2 separate regions of the Homo sapiens genome follow, and region 1 is linked to region 2. Evidence: read pairs that join two places in POLR2A ChIA-PET (ENCODE). Cell type or tissue: Panc1. All regions are shown on one strand. Links, peaks and the distances in the headings refer to the core of each region. The heading gives the core; the rest is flanking DNA. Region 1 overlaps SAT1-DT (SAT1 divergent transcript). Region 2 overlaps KLHL15 (kelch like family member 15).

What was found. Peaks named below come from ENCODE experiments on the same cell type or tissue, not always from the same donor. Only the 100,000 strongest peaks of a DNase experiment are listed, where the experiment ranks them.
Region 1: POLR2A ChIA-PET joins it to region 2 with 10 read pairs; 2 of 35 experiments call an interaction of 5 or more read pairs at or near these places.

Annotation. Positions count from the first base shown.
Region 1 is chrX:23,756,946-23,762,317 of GRCh38, reverse strand. The region is part of intron 4 of SAT1-DT (SAT1 divergent transcript); the gene reads left to right. Among named protein-coding and RNA genes, the nearest start is that of ACOT9, 16 kb to the right of the region's middle. In Panc1, for the core only: no CTCF peak of the experiment used is centred there; no DNase peak of the experiment used is centred there; H3K27ac peaks cover 875 bases.
Region 2 is chrX:23,996,380-24,001,756 of GRCh38, reverse strand. All of the region lies in intron 3 of KLHL15 (kelch like family member 15), which reads left to right. Among named protein-coding and RNA genes, the nearest start is that of KLHL15, 28 kb to the left of the region's middle. In Panc1, for the core only: no CTCF peak of the experiment used is centred there; no DNase peak of the experiment used is centred there.

The DNA of each region.
Region 1 (5,372 bases), core at 373-5,372, 240 kb after region 2:
AGTGGCTCACACCTGTAATCCTAGCACTTTGGGAGGCTGAGGCGAGTGGATCACTTGAGGTCAGGAGTTCAAAATTAGCCTGGCCAACATGGTGAAACCTCGTCTATACTAAAAATACAAAAAATTAGTGGGGCAGCCGGGCGTGGTGGCTCATGCCTGTAATCCCAGGACTTTGGGAGGCTGAGGCAGGTGGATCACCTGAGGTCAGGAGTTTGAGACCAGCCTGGCCAACATGGTGAAACCCCGTCTCTACTAAAAATACAAAAATTTTAGCCAGGCATGGTGGTGTATGCCTGTAATCCTAGCTACTCAAGAGGCTGAGGCAAGAGAATCACTTGAACCCGGGAAGCGGAGGTTGCAGAGAGCCGAGATTGCGCCATTGTACTCCAGCCTGGGCAACAGAGTGAAACTCAGTCTCAAAAAAAAAAAAAAAAAAAAAAAAAAAAAAAAAAAAAAAAAAGAAGGGAATGGCTTAGGGTAGGCAACTAAAGGTTTTATTAGGTTCAGTCCTGGACACACAGAAAAAGAAGAACCTCAAAGGCCAAAATTAGCAAATTGGCACCACTCAAGCTGGTACTGCAGTGGGCACAAGAATACCCTGATGCAAGAACTTTAGTGGCTGAATCTTGAGACAGGGATCTGTATATATATATATATTTATATTTATTTATTTATTTTGAGACAGAGTCTCACTCTTTCACCAGGCTGGAGTGCAGTGGCGCGATCTTGGCTCACTGCAACCTCTGACTCCCTGGTTCAAGCAATTCTCCTGCCTCAGCCTCCCAAGTAGCTGGGATTATAGATGGGGTTTCACCATGTTGGCCAGGATGGTCTCCATCTTTTGCCCTCATGATCCGCCCACCTCGGCCTCTCAAAGTGCTGGGATTACAGGTGTGAGCCAATGCGCCCGGTCAGGTATCTGTATATTGTGGAGATAGATACATCAGTCTGTCTTTATTCATTCATTTGTTTAACAGATTTTTTTTACTGTGTCAGGTACTATTAAAATCTCTGGAATTATAACAGTAGAAAAATCAGACAAATCTTTACCATCATGGTGTTTACATTCTTGTGAATGTATCTTAGCTGAATGCAACTGATTTCATGTTCATCAATAAATCTTCTAGTTATAATTGGGCTTCTCATGACCCTCAAGCAGACCCACATCTCATTATAAATTAAAAAATTGAGGCCAGGCCGGGTGTGGTGGCTCATGTCTGTAATCCCAGCACTTTGGGAGGCCGAGGCGGGTGGATCATTTGAGGTCAGAAGTTCGAGACCAGCCTGGTCAACATGGTGAAACCCCGTCTCTACTAAAAATACAAAAACTAGCCGGGTAGTGGTGATATGTGCCTGTAATCCCAGCTACTTGGGAGGCTGAGGCAGGAGAATCTCTTGAGCCTAGGAAGTGGAGGTTGTGGTGAGCCAAGATTGCACCACTGCACTCCAGTCTGGGCGAGAGAGTGAGACCCTGTCTCAAAAAAAAAAAAAAAAAAAAAAAGGCTGGGTGTGGTGGCTCACGCCTGTAATGCCAGCACTTAGGGAGGCTGAGGCGGGTGGATCACAAGGATAGGAGTTTGAGACCAGCCTGACCAACATGGTGAAACCCCGTCTCTACTAAAAAATATAAAAATTAGCCGAGCATGGTGGTGTGCACCTATAATCCCAGCTACTCCGGAAGCTGAGGCAGGAGAATCACTTGAACCCAGGAGGTGGAGGTTGCAGTGAGCTGAGATTGCGCCATTGCACTCCAGCCTGGGTGACAGAGTGAGACTCCGTCTCAAAAAAAAAAAAAAATGAGGCCAGATGTGGTGGCTCAGGCCTGTAATCCCAGGAGGCTGAGGTGTGAGGATCACTTGAGCACAGGAGTTCGAGACCAGCCTGGACCACATAGGGAGACCTCGCCTCTACAAAAAAAAAATTAAAAAGTTAGCTGGGCATGGTGGTGTGCACCTGTGGTCCCAGCTACTTGGGAGGCTAAAGTGGGAGGATTGCTTGAGCTTGGGAGGTTGAGGCTGCAGTGAGCCATGACTGCACCACTGTACTTGAGCCTGGGTGACCAAGTGAGAGACCCTGTCTCAAAAAAAAAAATTGATATTCTAATTTCATGTATCAGTCTCTTGGCAAATGTGAGTCCTCCTACACACACAGATTTACCTTTAGTGAAGTGACAAATCAAGTTTCAGACTAGCATATCGGAGGGCCAGTATCTGAACCATGGTAAACTCAACAAGGCATTTCAATCCTGTGAGCCACTGTGGGAGACAAAGAGCCACACAGCTTTTTCCAGTTAATGACACCAACTGCTCAGGGTAGCCTTTCCCTTATTTAGAGTGTTTACACGTATTCATATATGTGAAAGGGATACAAGATGCAAATATTAAATTACAAGCATTTGAAATCTATCCAAGGAAGGAGTACTGACCTTGAAACTGATTTGGCAATGCATTATGAATTAATTGGATTAAAAATCATTCCTTGGAGCATTCAAAGTTAAAAAAAATTCCTGTTGACGGACATTTAGATTTGTTTTCTCTTTCTTTCTCCTCCCTCCCTCCCTCCCTCTTTCTTTCTCTCTCTCTTTCTTTCTCTCTTTCTTTCTTTCTTTCTTTCTTTCTTTCTTTTTTTCTTTCTACTTTCTTTCTTTCCTTCCCTCTTTCTTTCTTCTTTCTTTCTTGATGGAGTCTCGCTCTGTTGCCCAGGCTGGAATGCAGTGGCATGATCTCAGCTCACTGCAACCTCCACCTCCCGGGTTCAAGTGATTCTCCTGCCTCAGCCTCCCAAGTAGCTGGGATTACAGGCGTCTGCCACCAGGCCCGGCTAAATTTTTGTATTTTTAGTAGAGATGGGGTTTCACCATGTTGCTCAGGCTGGTTTCGAACTCCTGAGCTCAGGCAATCTGCCTGCCTCGGCCTCCCAAAGGGCTGGGATTCCAGGCGTGAGCCACTGCGCCTGGCCTTGTTTTTCTTTTCTTTGGCCATTTCAAACAATGTTGTTTGAAACAACATTCTTGTGTATGTCCTTGTGTATGGGGGCAAGAATTTATAGGGTATTTACCTAAGACTGGAGTGCTGGGTCACAGGGTATACACGTATTCAACTTTGTGAAATGGTGCTAACTTGCTCTCCAAAGTGATCATACCAATTTACAACCTGTACTAGCAGTGAATGAGAATTCTTGGTGCTCTTTGTTATCACCAACAGTTGATATTTTCAGACCTTTTGGTTTTGCTTATCTGATGGGTATGAAATGGCATCTTATCATGGTTTAAATTTGATTAATGTGATAGTGATCTTTTCATATGTTTATTGGCCATATATTTTTCTTCTTCTGTAAAATGCTAACTTATAACTTTTGTCCTTTTTTTCTTTGAGACAGTCTTCCTCTGTTGCCCAGGCTGGAGTGTAGTGGCGTGATCTCAGCTCCCTGCGACCTCTGCCTCCCGGGTTCAAGTGATTCTCCTGCCTCAGCCTCCCCAGTAGCTGGGATTACAGGCACCCGCCACCACGCCTGGCTAATTTTTTTGTATTTTTAGTAGAGATGGGGTTTCACCAAGTTGACCAGGCTCGTCTTGAACTCCTGAGCTCAGGTGATCTGCCTGCTTTGGCCTCCCAAAGTGCTGGGATTACAGATGTGAGCCACCATGCTGGGCTGACTTTTGTCCATTTTTGATTGACTTGTTTTTCTTTTTCTTATGCATTTGTAGTAGCCCTTTTATATAATTCATTATTCTAATCCCTCCCCTTTTGCTATTTTTGTTACAGACATGTACTGAATCTGTGGCTAGGATACTTTTTTGTCAATAGTGTCTTTGGTCACATGGAAGTCTTTCAATTTAAAGTAGTCAAGTTTGGCCAGGTGCAGTGGCTCATGCCTGTAATCGCAGCACTTGGAAGGCCGAGGTGGGAGGATCCCTTGAGTCCAGGAGTTTGAGACCAGCCTGGGCAACATGGCAGATCCTATCTCTACTAAAAATTAAAAAAATTAGTTGGGCACGGTGGTGCACACATGTGGTCCCAGCTACTCAGCAGGCTGAGGTGGGAGGATTCCTTGAGTCCAGTAAGTTGAGGATGCAGTGAGCTGTGATAGTGCCACTGCACTCCAACCTGGGCAATAGAGTGAGACCCTGTCTCAAAAAAAAAAAGTCAAATTTATCAATGCATTTTTAACTGAGACTATGTTATTGGGTACAAGCAAGTTCAAAGTTTTTATACTAATATTTTCATGGTGAATTTTTCCTTTTATCATGTTTGTGCCTCTTTATCTTTAGAGTGGTTTTTTATATTATTTATTTTTTATTTATTTTGTTCTATTTTATTTATGTATTTTTTTTTTTGAGATGGAGTTTTGCTCTTTTTGCCCTGGCTGGAGTGCAATGGCACGATCTCAGCTCACTGCAACCTCCACCTCCCTGGTTCAAGCGATTCTCCTGCCTCAGCCTCTCAAGTAGCTGAGATTACAGGCACATGCCACCATGCCTGGCTTATTTTGTATTTTTAGTAGAGATGGGGTTTCACCATGTTGGCCAGGCTGGTCTTGAACTCCTGACCTCAGGTGATCTCATCTTGGCCTCCTAAAGTGCTGGGATTACAGGCGTGAGCCACCGCGCCCAGCCAGTTTTATATTTTTAAATTTTATATGTTATTGTTTATTTATTTATTTATTTTTTTGAGAAAGGGTCTTGCTCTGTCACCCAGGCTGGAGTGCAGTGGTGTGATCACAGCTCACTGCAGCCTTGATCTCCTGGGCACAAGTGATCCTCTGCCTTAGCCTCCCGAGTAGCTGGGACTACAGGCGCATACCATCACCCTGGCTAATTAATACAGCTTTATTTATTTATTTATTTATTTATTTATTTATTTATTGAGGTGGAGTCTCACACTGTTGCCCAGACTGGAGTGTAGTGCTGCCATCTCCGCTCACTGCAACCTCCGCCTCCCGGGTTCCAGCGATTCTCCTGCCTCAGCCTCTTGAGTAGCTGGGATTACAGGCGCCCGCCACTACGCCCGACTAAGTTTTTGTATTTTTAGTAGAGATGGGGTTTCACTATGTTGGCCAGGCTGGTCTTGAATTCCTGACCTCGTGATCTTCCTGCCTCGGCCTCCCAAAGTGCTGGGATTACAGGAGTGAGCCACCGTGCCCAGCCAATACAGCTTTATTTTTGTAAGTATTTACCTGATAAGCGTTTTTCCTAATCTTTACTTTCAGTCTTACTGTATCTTCATGTCAGTGTCATATCAAGGACAAGACAGCAGAAATGGTCCACTCCAGTTGCAGATAGTAAAGACCCTGTAGCTCCAGCATCAGCTCACCTTTCTGGTTTTGAATTTCATGCTTATTACCATCCTGTCATCACCTACTGTTTCCATGGT
Region 2 (5,377 bases), core at 150-5,149:
TCTTGGCTCACTGCAACCTCCGCCCCCCGGGTTCAAGCGATTCTCCTGCCTCAGCCTCCCGAGTAGCTGGAATTACAGGTGTGTGCCATCACGCCCTGCTAATTTTTGTGTTTTTAGTAGAGATGGGGTTTTGCCATGTTGGCCAGGCTGGTCTCAAACTCCTGACCTCAAGTGATCTGCCCACCTCGGCCCCCCAAAGTGCTGGGATTACAGGCTTGAGCCACCACGCCCAGCCTATGCTTGACTTTTTTTGTACATAAAAGATTTTTAAAGCAAAATTGTTAAATTATTCATTAAAATACCCATATGTTGATTCTCTAGTACAGTGACATTTTAATATTTTTGAACCCAGGGTATCTTCAGTATTATAAATATGCATAAGGTAAGATTCAGCATCCCAATGATCCCCTTAGAAATTGTATTAATATGTAAAATACAGTATCTTACATAATCATAAAATCTTTTCACTTTCTCAGAGGGAAAGAAATCTATTTTAAATCCGATAAAGAGAAAAAACACATTAGTTCAGCTTTGTATTTAGGATTTTATAGTTCATTTTTCATTGGCTATTAAGGAAGTAGATTATATAGAAGTATTCTGCTTTAAATACAGCCATCATGCTTATTCCAAATATTTTATTTTATAAACTGGCTCATGATAGACCCCCTAATGTACTTTTTTCCCCAGTCTGTTAAATGTAATTCAGTATATCCCCCCAAAATTGGATTTCTGTAACTTACAGAGAATTTATTATAAGAATATTCACAACTTTGGGCCGGGTGAAATTGAGGTACATTTTTAAATGTGTATTTAAAAGCTACATTTTAAAATGGGGGACATTTATTGTCCTTAATATAATCTCATGCTTAGGTGGTAATGCTGTTCTGGTTAATTGAGGCACAACCCATTTGGTAAATGAAATTGCCTGGGCAAAGCCACATCTATGTAAACTGTAGGTGCTGTATGCCCCTCCAGAATTCCTTCACTTAGGCATTGGAACATGTTTTAACTAATCCAGCACTTGACCAATGCAAAATTTCTGTCCAGGAAACCATCAACTGCAGTGTTACCATAATTTAGCCAAAAACTCTTTGGAAAAAAACAGTTCATTTATATCTAATGACTTCAGCTAGAGCCAGATAAATCTAGAGAAGTAGAAATTTCCCTCTAACCCTCAGTTTTGGAAGTACATGAGAAATATAAGCCCTCAGTTTTAGAAATATGTGAGAAATATAAGCAGTGCTGTGTTTGACACTAACAAACTTTTTTTATTATTTATTTATTTATTTATTTTGAGATGGAGTCTCACAGGCTGGAGTGCAGTGGCACAATTTCTGCTCACCGCAACCTCCAACTCCCTGGTTCAAGTGATTCTCCTGCCTCAGCCTCCCAAGTAGCTGGGGTTACAGGCACGCACCACCACGCCCAGCTAATTTTTGTATTTTTAGTAGAGACGGGGTTTCACCATGTTTCTCGATCTCCTGACCTCATGATCTGCCTGCCTCAGCCTCCCAAAGTGCTGGGATTACAGGTGTGAGCCACCATACCCGGCCGGGCCAACTTTTTAAAAGATAGTAACCTTTATTTCAAATGTGAAATTTGATTAGAATTTCTAATAAGCTTGAGTTGTTTTTGAAAAAGTTCTAAATCTCCTTCAGATACCAGATAATATGCAGCTAGAACTTGAAATTGCTTAAATTAACAATGAACTCACCTCTTGGAGTGAAAGCATAGAGATGAGCAGGTTTTCTGTTAGAAACTAGGTCAGTGGGTTAAGTGTACTTTCTCAGTTAACTTAATGTCTTTTTCTGCATCGGACTCCTTTTTGCCAACCCTTCCTCCCCAACCCCATGGACTTTGGAAGATTGTAATTAACGCATGTGCAGTTCTTTCGAAATCACGCAAGGTGTTTTTCTCCTCTAAAGTTTTCTGCCTTTTATGTATAGATGTAGAGTGTTCTTATTTTCTACCTTTGACTCGCATTCACTCCAGGTTCACAGATTCCTGAAGAGTGCCTGTAATCTAGGTGTTGACTACTATTAGGGCCTTAGGAAGGAAAGATAGTATCTTGGGGAGTGTATTAGACAGACAGGAACCTATTGAAAATTGGAGTGTAAAAGTTCAATCTTACTTGCTGATTCTCTCTTTTTTTTTTTTTTTTTGAGACGGAGTCTCGCTCTTTCGCCCAGGCAGGACTGCAGTGGCGCTATCTCGGCTCACTGCAAGCTCCGCCTCCCAGGTTCATGCCATTCTCCTGTGTCAGCCTCCCGAGTAGCTGGGATTACAGGCGCCCGCCACCGCGCCCGGCTAATTTCTTGTATTTTTAGTAGAGACGGGGTTTCACCGTGTTAGCCAAGATGGTATCGATCTCCTGACCTCGTGATCCGTCTGCCTCGGCCTCCCAAAGTGCTGGGATTACAGGCATGAGCCACCGCGCCAGGCCTCTCTTTTTAAATTAAAGATGAAAACAAGCATAGGACAATTGGAAATTAAAAAGGAAGACGTGGAACAGGGACAGCTTTCTTGACATTTAAAAGGAGAAAACCGTGGCCAAGCGCAGTGGCTCACGCCTGTAATCCCAGCACTTTGGGAGGCCAAGGTGGGCAGATCACCTGAGGTCAGGCGTTTGAGACCAGCCTGGCCAACATGGTGAAACTCCGTCTCTACTAAAAATACAAATAAATTTGCTGGGCTTGGTGGCAGGCGCCTGTAATCCCAGCTACACGGGAGGCTGAGGCAGGAGAATCCGCTTGAACCCAGGAGGCGGAGGTTGCAGTGAGCCGAGACTGCACCACTGCACTCCAGCCTGGGCAGCAAGAGCGAAACTCCGTCTCAATCAATAAATAAATACATTTAAAAAAATGAGGAAACTCTTAAGAAATTGGAAGAAAAAAACAAATGATAAGCAGAAATTGAAAAGGATCAGAGAGTCTGGAAATGACTGGAGAAAAGGTTTGGAGCAGGAAAGGAAGAAGGGGAAGTACTATGAGTTAAGGCTTTTAAGTTTTAGTTCCAAATTTATTATTCAGAAAATGCCACTTGTGTAATAGGTAAGCATTGTTCATTCAAAAGTTAGTTTTAGGATGAAACCTTTTATTTGGCTTTCCTGTTCTATCATAAATAGGAAAATAAAATCCCTCATAAGTTGTGAATTCTAGAACTTAGTTGTACTATCTAAATATTAATATAACCAGAAAATAAAAAGATGGTCCTAAGTCACACCTGTAATCCCAGCACTTTGGGACGCCGAGGCGGGCAGATCACGAGTTCAGGAGATCGAGACCATCCTGGCTAACACAGTGAAACCCCGTCTCTACTAAAAAATACAAAAAATTAGCCGGGCATGGTGGTGGGCACCTGTAGTCCCAGCTACTCGGGAGGCTGAGGCAGGAGAATGGCATGAACCCAGGAGGTGGAGCATGCAGTGAGCCAAGATCGCGCCACTGCACTCCAGCCTGGGCAACAGCAAGACTCCGTCTCACACACACACAAAAATTGCTGGGCACGGTGGCACACGCCTGTAATCGCAGCACTTTGGGAAGCCAAGGCGGGCGGATCACAAGGTCAGGAGTTCGAGACCAGCCTGACCAACATGGCGAAACCTCATCTCTACTAAAAATACAAAAATTAGCCAGGCCATGGTGGTGCGTGCCTGTAATCCCAGCTACTGAGGAGGCTGAGGCAGGAGAATCACTTGAACCTGGGAGGCGGAGGTTGCAGTGCGCTGAGATTGTGCCACTGCACTCCAGCCTGGGTGACAGAGTGAGACTCCGTCTCAAACATTATTTTCTACCTCGGAGGCTTATTAGGGTTTTTTGTTTGTTTTTTTGGTAGGGATGGGGTTTTGCTGTGTTGTCTTGGCTGGTCTCAACTCCTGGCTGGTCTCCTGGCATCAAGCCGTCCTCCCGCCTCAGCCTCCCAAAGTGCTGGGATTACAGGCATGAGCCATGGCACTTAGCTGAGGCTTGTTAGTTTCTTTTTCTAAAATTTAAAAAAAAAAAATTTTTTTTTTTTTTTTTTTTTTTTGAGACAGAGTCTCACTCTGTTGACCAGGCTGAAGTGGAATGGCACAATCTCAGCTCCCTGCAACCTCCACCTCCCGGGTTCAAGTGATTCTCCTGCCTCAGCCTCCCGAGTAGCTGGGACTACGGGTGCACACCACCACGCCCAGATAATTTTTGTATTTTTAGTAGAGATGTGGTTTTACCATGTTGGCCAGGCTGGTCTTGAACTCCTGAGCTCAGGTGTTCACCTGCCTCCCTAAGTGCTAAGTCTACAGGCGTGAGCCACCCCGCCTGGCCAAAAATTTTATTTTTTTAGAGACGAGGTTTTGCCTTGTTGCCCAGGCTGCAGTGCAGTGGCACCATCATAGCTCACTGCTGCCTTGAATCCCTGGGCTCAAGTGATCCTCCCACCTTGGCCTCCTGAGTAGCTGGGACTACAGGGGCACACCACTATGCCCAGCCTTTTACATTTCTAATAGTGTTCTATTACTATTGCACTGAAATTTGAAGGAAATTAGACTTTGTAAGCACATTTATTCTTTAAGTATTTTTTACTCTCTAAAAGGGTTGAAGGGATAGAGAACTTTACCAAATTGTGCTAAAACTCTCTTGCCCTGAGGGCACCTCTCCCTCACCCCTATTTACCCTGGTCACTTTACTTCTGAAGTTCACTTCTGAAGTTCAGTTCATTTTTGACTTTGCCTGCTTGGAGAGAAGAGGGTGAGTAAATTCTTACTACGATTTATCTTTATTTACCATTTGGTATTGACTATAAATACAGTATGACTGAAAGGATTTATGCTTAGCATGAACTGATTTTTCATAGCTTTATCCTTGGTCATTAACTCAGTTTTTCAGGACAAAGGGATTGATTAAAGGCATATTGCACCTAGCTTTTTTTGTGATGATTTTGTTTTACGTAAATCAATATAAGCTTTAGTTCTGAGCAAGATTTTACAAATAAAGACTTCTCATACCAGGGTACATAGTTTTGCAATATAGCATCTAAAGACTGCTCCATGTTTTACTGAGAATCAAAATTATATCAAATGTAGCTGATACAGGGTTTTTTTGTTTTGTTTTGTTTTTTGAGATGGAGTCTCGCTCTGTCATCCAAGCTGGAGTGCAGCGGTGCGATCTCGGCTCACTGCAACCTCTGCCTCCCGGGATCAAGCGATTCTCCTACCTCAGCCTCCTGAGTAGCTGGAATTACAGGTGCCCCCCACCACGCCCAGCTAATTTTTGTATTTTTAGTAGAGACAGGGTTTCGCCATGTTTGCCAGGCTAGTCTCGAACTCCTGACCTCATGATCCGCTCGCCTGGCCTCCCAAAGTGTTGGGATTACAGGCGTGAGCCACCACGCCCGGCCTGAT